Regions from separate parts of the Mus musculus genome. Here region 1 is linked to region 2. A link is a loop called in an ENCODE intact Hi-C map of the cell type or tissue named here. Cell type or tissue: left cerebral cortex. All regions are shown on one strand. Links, peaks and the distances in the headings refer to the core of each region. The heading gives the core; the rest is flanking DNA. Region 1 holds the start of Gm32962 (a long non-coding RNA gene). Region 2 overlaps Nav2 (neuron navigator 2).

What was found. Hi-C counts contacts between places; a loop is a spot of excess contacts. Peaks named below come from ENCODE experiments on the same cell type or tissue, not always from the same donor. Only the 100,000 strongest peaks of a DNase experiment are listed, where the experiment ranks them.
Region 1: it touches region 2 in a loop (3-fold over the local background); 4 of 42 quality-filtered maps call a loop at or near these places.

Annotation. Positions count from the first base shown.
Region 1 is chr7:49,751,908-49,757,282 of GRCm38, forward strand. Gm32962 (a long non-coding RNA gene) reads left to right here and starts at 948. Exons shown (of 2, transcript XR_391460.2): 1 at 948-1,215; 2 at 3,744-4,254. In left cerebral cortex, for the core only: CTCF peaks have their summits at 1,356 (motif pointing right) and 3,023 (motif pointing left); DNase peaks (open chromatin) are centred at 1,359 and 3,031.
Region 2 is chr7:49,500,187-49,505,561 of GRCm38, forward strand. The region is part of intron 11 of Nav2 (neuron navigator 2); the gene reads left to right. Among named protein-coding and RNA genes, the nearest start is that of Gm32694, 57 kb to the right of the region's middle. In left cerebral cortex, for the core only: a CTCF peak has its summit at 3,324 (motif pointing right); no DNase peak of the experiment used is centred there; H3K27ac peaks cover 320 bases.

The DNA.
Region 1 (5,375 bases), core at 191-5,190, 250 kb after region 2:
GATTTTGCAATTCTAGGCATGGAACACAGGGTTTCACATGTGCCAAGCTGGTAATTTACCACTGAGATACATATAGCCCCAGCCCTGATTCATTACAGTGAAAAGGGCAAAAAGATTAAAAAAAAAAAAAGATTCTTCTTCCAAAGTCAAACAAATAGATTTACATAAAACCAAAGAGCAAGAAACTTGAGCTTTCTTTACTAGACTTCTAGTTGGCCAACTGGTTCTAAACTCAATTTTCATTAATCAAATTACTTTTGTTTGTTTGCTTGTTTGTTTGTTTTCTGGAGACAAACTCTCAAACTTGCTATATTATATAATCAAGGATGACCTTGACTTCTGATCTTTCTGTCTCCAAAAGTGTTGTTTTGACTGCAAGGATGTGTGCGTTCTCTATGCTGTGAAGGATTCGTTGATACATTTACTAAGTGCCAGGCACCAGTGTGGTGGTGGCAACACAGTAGTGGCCTAAGCAGATCCGGTCCTATCTTCCTGGTGAGAGGCACACCCCAACCACAGAAGCTTCTGCTCACAGTGAGCTGTGGATGCCCATCCTCTAGCCCTCCGCCACCTTCTCTAGGAAAACGATCTTATCTCAGCGTTTACAAGGACTCTTAACCTCAAGGGCCATTGCACAGCCCTTCCTCTTGGCTGTCTACCTCACAACCCCCAGATAATCCTCAATGGAAAGGACAAGCCAACTCTAGGGGGGGATTTATAGGTGTTTCCATGTCTCTTGGAGATAAACTCTGAACCCTGCTCCCCCTCGAGTGCTGCTGGCATAGACTTGGCAGTTTATTATTGATTTCATTCGATGAGAAACGTGATCGTAAAACGTGGAACTAGCTTTTCTCCAGGCTATAGTTTGCTCCAGTGAAAGTTAGTTCGACTCTGAAATGTCCCTCACAGCCTCGTGCGTGCGCCGAGCACGCATTCCCGAGCACAGCCGCTGGAACCGTATTGGGAAGCTGTGGGACTTCCGGAAGGTGTGACCCATCTGGCTGGATGAGATCACTAGGGACTGGCCTTTGAAAGTTGTAGCCCAGCAGCACTCTGGTCTGCTGCTTTGCTGCCCACTCCAGTTATCATGATCCGAGCTGCACCTTTGAACCTTCCGGGGACTGAAACCCTCAGCCGCCAGGAGCAGGTTGCTTCTGTCAGGAATTATGGCGACCACAGTGCAAAAGCAACTAAGCCATACCACATCTTGGAGAGGTGAGCACGGGCATGTGTGCTGACTTCAGGGAGCTTCATGTACATTACCTCAGTTAATATTCGCTGCAGCATGGAGGATTCATTCCCTTTTATAGGCTTTGGAAGTTAAAAGAACTTCACTGCGCTAACTCAGCCAGCAGGTGGCAGAATTCCATCTTCTTGTCTGTAAATTGGGTCAGATAGGTATGACTCCCCTTCCCGCTCTGTAGTGAATCTTGGCAGCTGGATTCTAGGCCTAGGCAGTACTGAATACAGCCTGGGCTCTTAACTATGATATAATTTCAAGCACTCTCCGTGGATTATCCATTCAATCTTCACAACATCCGCGCGGGAAGAACTAGTCACAGATTGAGGAACCCAGGACATAAGGAGGGTGAAAGAAACTAGCACAAGTGAAACTGGTGCCCAGCTGTCCCCCTCCAAGGCCTCTGTGTTGACTGTCACCTGTGCTCAGAGTCCAGCCTGGGTGTTGTCATGTTCTTGGCTTTTTTTATCCACAACTGAAAAGAAGGGCTCACAGAGACTTGCAAAAGCAGGGAGATATTTTCATTTTGGGTAAAGATCAGAAAGGGATACAACTGTCGAAATTGATAGAGGGCCAAGTGTGAGAATATACTCAGGAGCCCCAACTGTTGCTTTGGCTTCACGGGGAGGAGGTGCTGGTCCCTAAGGCTCATGGTTTGGGTGGCTTCCTATTTTGATTGATAGGTTATATAATCATTTCCTCTACTGCGCATGTTCTTCCTAATAAGGCATCTGATTTTAATCGTAAGCACCCCCAATTACACATAGGCATAAGATGGTCAATAGAGATGGCTCAGAGGTTAAGAGCACTCTTCCGAAGGCCCTGAGTTCAAATCCCAGCAACCACATGATGGCTCACAACCACCTGTAATGAGATCTGACTCCCTCTTCTGGTATGTCTGAAGATAGCTACAGTGTACATATGAATCTTAGAGAAAAAAAAAAGGTGGTCAGTAGAGATTCTCTCTAAAAGGCAACTAAAGGACACAGTTGACTTATTGTGCATGCATCCAAAGCTAGTTTATGCTGGATTGAACCTTCCACTCTTTATAGGATGAACTGGGAATACATTTGAACAGAAACTGTTTCAATCTTGGTACTAGAGGTCAATAAATGTGTATGTTGTTCATAGGTGAGAACCCCCCCCCCCCCCCGCCACACACACACCTCCTATTTGTAGGTGAGGGCGTGAGGGAGTCCTGTGGTTGCTAGGTGACTTATTTGAATGGGATGTATACATAAAGCCTATGGGTCGGGGCATAACCTACCAGTGCACTATTACAAGAAGGGGGTGGGCTGCAAAACCCGAACCAAATAGAGTCCGAGCCTAAACCTCCTGTGCTTGCCTGACTCAACCATCACATACTTCTTCTAAAGAGTCCAATAGATGAGGGTGTAAGAATTCCAGATTTAAAAAAAAAAAATTAGCAAAGTAGCACTAAGTTTAAAATCTCTGTTACACATGGGTTCAACAGAAAATGTGATTCCGCCTGTCTTTCTGTCCTTGGCGTTTAACATACCACCAGGCACACGGAAAGCAGCTGAGTGACTGCACACATGCGTTAGAGGCCATCCCTTTGCTTTCTGAACCCTCCCACACTGCTTATTTACTTATGAAATACCCGGCTCACACTGAAAGTATATTAGACACTAAATTCACACGCATAATTGTCCCATACGTTAACAACCCAGAGAACCAACTCTAAGTTTTCTTATAAATAATTAGAAGGCATTTTGGACCACCTGGGTATCCGAATGAGCGAGCATTTCGGCCTTCTCTGGCGCCCTCTGGTGCTTGATATCTGCAATTACTTCAGAGCAGCTGAGGCTGGACTGTCTGAATGTGTTTCCTGGGTACAGACAGGTGCATGGGAGCTTACACACAGAGCATGCCCTGGAGAACTGGCGTTTCCTGTCTGAACGCCAGCTATTCAGTGTCATGTCAGAGCTGTGATGGCTCCTGTAGCCATTTTTCCCTGGTCTTTTCCTCATTTGTCTAAATTTCCTTCTGCTCCTTTCTTCCTGTACAACCTGTAAAACGAATTTTGTCTACTGTGTTTCTAAAAAGATCTCTCTCTGTCCCCTCTCTCTCTCCTTCTGTTTTCTTGATCCTCTTCAAAAGCTACAAGTGTTAAATCAGTAATATATAAAGTTCTAAACAGGACTGTGTATTGTTGCATGTTTTTTACTTTTTTTTTTTTAAGTGGAAGACTTGAATCCCAGTTTTCTTCCAGTTACCATGCGCTTCCTTAAGTAGAAGGCTGTTCCTTTCTGGCTACTATGAGGAAATAGATCCCAATGCATTCCCCTCTCATAGTGAAATCCTTCTTTAACTGAGTAGCAAACTCTTTTCAGCATCTTTAAAAGCAGCTGGTCCTGGGCTGGAGAGATGGCTCAGTGGTAAAGAATACAGGATAACCTCGAAGCAGAGCATACCAGACAGCTCACAACCGCCTGTAACTCCAGCTCTGTGAAATCTAATGCCCTCTTTTGTCTTCTTTCAGGCATCCAAGGACACATAGCCTACACAGAGAGACACACAAACATGTTGGAAACAGAAGACGCATAACAACAAACGCTTACTGATCTTGAGCTAGTCAGTCAAGGGCAAGCCCAGGCAGCTTTGTTTTTTAATGTTCATCTGTCATTATTTTCCTAAAGAGATGCCCTGGAGTAGCCAGAACAGAACCCCCACCCCCACCCCCACCCCACTCCCGCTGTGTGCTTCAGCATCCAAGTGTGACGAGATCATTGCTACTGGCCGTTCTCTGATTCTGATGAACACCAGAGTGGATGCTGTATGGACCGCTCTCATGATGATCCAGTTGATCCAGCTCTGCGGCTTAGGTCATTGTCCTCATTCATCCACGGATGGGAAAACCAACGTTAGAGAGGCTATGGATCATCGCCTGGGTGAGGTCTTAGTCACATGGTCAGCTTGAAAGTGATCCTGGGAAAGGCAGACTCAAAATGGGCCTCTGCATGTGCCACAATATAGAGCTCTGACTGAAAGGATAATGGGGAGTTGCTTGGCCTCTAAAGATGAATGATGATACCAAGTGGGTGACGTCTGAAATGGTGCACCCGCCCTGGGAGAGCGATGTGAACACATCCACAGCGAGACTGCTGTGAAATGTTCAAATCCTTGTTTATAACAGGAAAAATAACTGGAAGCAAACCTAACCTGTTTACAAGCAGGATGTGGGCTAACCTAGCCTCCTGGATCAGTGGGAAACAACCATGGTATTCATTTCTCCTTTCTATTTACTCCCAAGGGACATAAAAGACAGGCAGGTATGATTTTGCTAAAGTCCAACATGGCGAGACTAGTGAGTTTATTGGGGCAGGGGTTTAGGGCTAATTGCAGGAGTGTGGGTGATGCCCCTATCACGGGAGGTGACGTCATGAAGTTAAGTCATGGAGTCCCTCTTGAGACCAACCTTTTACTCTACATGTGCTCTAGAATCTTAAGGTCTTTTGTAGCTGTGTTCAGGGAAGGGAAGAGAGGTCCTATGGCTTTTAAGACATCTGTTGGGGAGCATTCATATCGTCATTAATCTTATCTTTACCCTCGACCTGGCTACCACTGTGTTGCTGTGTCCTGGTTGCCATGGCTACCAGGGAACAGTCCAGGATGGCAGGAGGAGAGAGCACCACCATAGAGCAGCTACTCAGAAAGAAACATTCAGGGCTGTCTGACCCACATGTCACAGGACGCAGCTCCAGGGCCACGAAAATGAACTCAAATTGGACAAACATGGGTCTAAGGCACACTTTTAAATATATGCGTGAGGAACCCTCTTGACAGCCCTACATGGTTTTTGTTGGAGACCAGTTTTCTTTATGGAAGTCTGGTTGTCTTGGAGCTTGCTCTGAAGACCAGCCTGGCCTTAAACTTACAGAGATCTCCTGCCTCTGTCTTCTGTGTGCTGGGACTAAAAGCCTGTGCCACCATACTGGAATATATATATTTTTTAAAGATTTATTTATTTATTTATTTATTTATTTATTTATTTATTTAATGTATTGCTGTTTTCATGCATACCAGGAGAGGTCATCATATCCCATTACAGATGGTTGTGAGCCACCATGTGGTTGCTCAGAATTGAACTCAGAAACCCTGGAAGAGCTAAGTA
Region 2 (5,375 bases), core at 231-5,230:
TTCTGGCCTCTGTAAGGCGGTGTTCTTGAAGTTGAGTTGACACGTGATTTCTGGAAAGGGCTCATCCCACAGAGGGGGACTCCACCAACCCATCCTTGCTGATAGTCATGACCACATGTGTTACCCTGTGACGATGCTTCAGTTAGGAGCCAGGTTCTCCACTGAGTTTCTGGATGAGTGTAGACATGAGCCATTGGGTAGCTACCTTGCTGACCTCTGCCACCCTGTGCCTGCAGCAGCAGCAGCTTTGAGGGACTTCGAGAAGCAGCAGGAAGCTGTTGTTGCTGGGGCCGGGTACACAAGAAGGCCTGTCTGTGGTTGAACCACAAGAGTGAGGTCCTTCAAGGGAAGGGCAGAACTATGCCTACAGCAGTGGTCTTTGGACATTTCTGAAACTTTGGCATCATTATCATCATCATCATTATCACACTGTCAAACCTTATAGCAGCTTTTGTTTCAGGAAGAACTAAGAGATGGAGCTTGTGGGACTAAGAGTCTTATTTTCATCAAGACAAAAATCCCAAATAGCTGGTAAGATAAGCCATGAGTTTTAGGTTTATCTTTTAGTCGTTTGGAGTGACGCTACTTACCCATAGACCCGAGGGTGGTCAGCCTTGACTAGGACGTATGGCACTTCCCTTACACTGTAAAGCTTCATATGTTGCATACACCACTTGGTATACCAGGGTCCCTGTGAACAGCACCCAAGGAAGAGCAAGGCCTGGTGGCATCTGCCTACCATCCAAGTCCTTGGGGGCTGAACAGGATGATCGTGAATTCGGGGCTAGCCTGACCTACGTAGAGGGTCTGTCTAAAAGGGAGGATGAGGCTAGGATACAAGCCCCTAGGACTCTAGCCCTTCCTCAAGGGGGAGCCCAGGACATACTTGTCATCTCCTTAGCTTTCAAGTGTCACCAGCCCTGGACTCCGGCCAACCTCCTGCTGGGTACCACTTTCTCCTTGGGCATTTCAAGAAGGGCAAGGCTGGTGCAGCTCAGGCTGGGCTCTGCAGTGGCTGAAAGAAGAATGTTGTATCCCGCACAAAGGGTAACTTAGGGATGCTTTTAGCCACCAATGCAGCATCTCCTTCAGAATAGTTACATCCTATATAAACAGCCAGCACCCTGTCGGCACCAGGCCGATCACACAAGCCGACCTCTCTACCATCTGGTGTGGACCCTTGTAGTTGCTTTGAGACTCGGCAATCTCAGGAAGAGAAGACTGGTCCTCACTTTGATTTATCCCATTCATCCCTAGTGCTCAGTGACACAGAGTGGCTTGGGGTGAGCTCTGGGATTGTGTGGAGGCCAGTAAGTAGGGGCTGAGGGAAATGAAGGATAGCGTGGCTCAGTGGACTCCATCCCCCACTTGCAGATAGCAGGTACCTGCTCTCAGAGCTCCACACAACTTGCCTGGAGATGAGGGCAGAGGGAGTCACAGCTCTTCAGTTTCTTCAGTGGCAAAATAACACTTAGGAAGAAACATTTCCTTTTATTTATTTAAGTTCTCTGGACATGGCTCACGCACACCCAGACAGTAGTTGAAGCCCTTGAGAGCATGTAGAAAGGTGTTGTCGTTTGAGGAGACATCTGTTGTGTGGACTTTGATGGGGTACAGATACATCCATTGGGTCTCGTATTCCCTTTTAAAACGTGGGTGCAAGAAGCCCTTTGGGTGCTCACAGACCTAGAACTTATATTCGATGGCTCATTCTCTCCTTCCCTCTCCCTCTTTCCTTCTTCCTTCTCTTTCCCTCCTCTCCCAAGCAGTGAGGAACAACTTCCTGGTTTTCTCTATCCAGGGAACCCTGATAAACTCAGATCCTTTCTGTCCTGGGATACCTTTATCTTTTGGTTTTTCCTTGGTTTCTACCCAGAACCTAAGCCTACAGGACCTTTTATCCATCCAGGGTCCCCACAACTGACACATTGCTCTGGGGGCATTTGTGTGCCTTAGGATGTCAACTTTGGCTGCCGAAAGGCAAGCTGGGTACAAGCTCCTTTCCCATGAGAGGAAACTGCACGCTGCCTGTAACCTGTTTGTTGGCTGTCTTGGCTTTGCACAGAGCCTTGTTCGCCTCATGCTAACAGATGCTGCCTGAGTGTCTAATCATTGCACCAATATTAATAAGACCATCAGTGAGGTTACTGGATTTGACAAGTCTTGTCATGGTCTCCCTAGAGATCTATAAATCCTTCGACCTTGCCCCCAGGCTCCAGCAACCTAGGACACGAGTGTCTCTCCTCTGAGCTTTTGCTGTGACCTTCAGACAGCCAACTACCACTATAACTTTCTTCACACACCTCAGGGCTCCGGAGCCTTCCTAAAGCTTCACAGTGGTGGCTTCCTGCTGCACATCGAACAAAAGACAGACCTACTCTGTAGCCTTCAAATCTGTGTGTTCTTGCTTTTGGCACCTCTCCGGCCTCACTTCATCCACATTCTCCTGGGAAGAGCCATGCCTTCCTCTGGCCCCCTTGACCTTGCTCACCCACCATGCCCTGCAGAACTAATGCACTGCCATCCTCCCTGTCTAGAGTGGGCTTCCCACGCCTCTTTCTTATCCTCTTCTTCCAGCTCACCTCAGAGTGGCTGACCTCTTCACCAACCTCAGCCCTCAGCTATGAACTGTTTATAAACTGCTTATCTTAGGTATGTGGGAGAGTATGGTCAAAAACAGACACATCTGGAGAGTCTATGGTCCTGACCCTGAACCATGTGAGGAGAGTGGGGAACAGCAAGGCCGAGAGGAGATAAGAGAACAGGGTGTAGCAGCTAGGAAGACAAAGCTACAAAAAGGGTGGACCTACAACAAGGTCTTCTGAGTGGCTCAAGCTTGAACACAACATTCTCCTGCCTCAGCCCCCCAAGTACTAACATTACAGTCCCACAGTGCCAGGCCGTACCCCTTGTTTTCATGCACGCTATCTTACCTCAGTGTGCTTACCAGTGTGAGCATCAGTAAAACAAAACCAGGTCAATTCTGCTTCTGGGCCAACCTTCTCTTCTAGAACAGTGCCCAGTTCAGAGAGCATGCTCCGTTTACTTAAACCAGGAAGGATGACTAGACGGACGAATGATGACTGAGCATGTATTAGTTGCTGTGATAAAACAATGACCAGAAGCATCTTATAGGAGGAGTTTATTCACACTTGTGGTTTCAGAGGAATAAGAGTCCATCATAGTGGGGAGGCATGACTGGTACAAGCAGCAGTCATGGCAGCAGGAGGAGGAGGAGGCTGAGGGCCTACGTATGTATGTCCATTTTAAGATTTATTTATTTTATATATGAGTGCTCTATGTGTATGTAGACCTGCATGCCAGAAGAGGGCATCAGATCCTAGTATAGATGGTTGTGAGCCATCATATGCTTGCTGGGAATTAAACTCACGACCTTTGGAAGAGCAGCCGGTGTTCTTAGCCGCTGCACGGTAGAGGTCAAGAGAGTTAGCTGTCCTGAGTCCAAGTGTGTCGGCTGCCGGTTTTTCTCACCTGGTAACCTCAAAGGCGATGAGATGCCCTGCTGTTCAAGGTTAAGGAGTTCCCTCCATCCTTAATAGTTAGCCAATGCCATTCTATGATAGATTAGAATGCCTGCTGGCCAGTGTCAAGTTTCAAACCCTGGACCAGTGGCTAGGATGCCTGGTCTCCAGGTTCTCTCAGTGTCCCTCAGTCAGTCCCTACCTGTTACAGGGTGTGGCTGGCATACCCTGCCCTCTACCCTGAACTCTCTAGCCAAGGGGCTGGGCTACCCTTCCCCCAGAGGCTCTTCCCTATATAATCCAGACATTTTGCTTATCCACCCTTTTTATAGCTTTGTCTTCCTGGTTGCTACACCCTGTTCTCTTCTCTCCTCTCTCCCCCGTGCCCCTCCCCACACTCCTCACATGGTTCAGGGTCAGGACCATAGACTTTCCAGATGTGTCTGCTTTTGACTATGCTCTCCCACATATCTATCATAAACTTTCTCCTCCACCATACCTAGAAGCAGTCATGTCCTTTCCCCCTCCCTCTCTCCTTCCCGTGCTCTCTCTCTCTCTTTTCCCCTGTGCTCTCTCTCTCTTTCCCTGCTCTCTCTCTCTTTCTCTCTCTCTCTCTGTCTCTCTCTCTCCCTCTCTCTAATTCAGCCAGTGTCATATGATAATAATGGATTAGAAACCAGCAGCCACTGCCATTGGGTGATGGATTAGAAAGCCTGACAGCCAGTGCCGTTCAGTGATAGATTAGAAAGCCTGGCAACCGGTGCCATTAGGCAATGAGCTAGAAAGCTGATTTCACAGATGAGAACTGGGGGGATCAGAAGCTGAAGTGACTGCCTCAAAACACCAGGTTATAAAATGGGCCCTGTCAACCCTAGACCCAGCCATGTGGCCACAGTGTCCTTTTCATTGGTGAGCTCAGCTCTTGCTAGTCTGCTACTTCTGCCCTGGTCAAAGTCTGGTAGAGGGTGGAAGTAGAAACTAGAAGGCCTAGGACCCCCGGTGGGTAACTAGCAAAAGCTGAGGCACACAGCCTGGCGGGAGGTCTGCTCTGACTCCCCCCAGGCAACATCAGAGGTGCAAACCTGCTAAAATCCCCAGCAGAGGTCTTGAAACGGAACATGAAAGAGTTTGTGACCCTGTAGACTTGAACTTCTCTCCATGCCAAGCTATAATTCCAGTACTTTTTGGAGCAAAAGATCAGAACCATAATTTGCGGAGGGCCTCCGAACAGGCGCTGATTATGTTTCAAGACAAGCTGAGGACGGAGCTGCCTTGGAAGGGATTGGGGAGGGAGGCATAGTGTCTGGCTGAAGCAATTAAATGTAGTTGGCTTCTCATTTTAAACAAAGGCCCCCAGGAAGCCTCCAGAGAGCTGAAGTCTTAAGGGTCTGGAATAAAAGGGTGGGGGGCGGGGGGGGGGGGGGGGAGTTGGCCAGCTGGGGAGCTCCTGTGGGCTGACCTGCCTTCAGTGTCCCCTACAGGAATCTGGGAGGGAGGCCTCCCTGAACAAGCAGCAGTCATGCTAATGGTGTGGCCTCTCTGCTTATACCCAAGGTCAGCTTCCTGTGCTGGGGTTGAAGTCCCTGCAGGGAACTGGCACATGGCACCTCTGCTGTTGTTCCTTGGCTGTCCTTTGTGTCAGTCGCTGTGCTGGATGCCAGCCCTGTTCTTCAGAGGTTACCCCAGCGCTGTGACCCTCCAATGAAGGTCTGATCTATTAAAAAGCCTTTGGGGTTCCTTGTCACCCTCTGTCACCTCCCAACCTGGCCCTGCCACCTCCCTGGTCTCATCTCCACTTCTCAACCTGAGTACCAAGTGCTTCTAAGGCTGTATGGGCTTCTGGTGGCTTTGCAGGCTGCAACCCTATCCCAGCACTTCCTCTTGCTTGGGCTC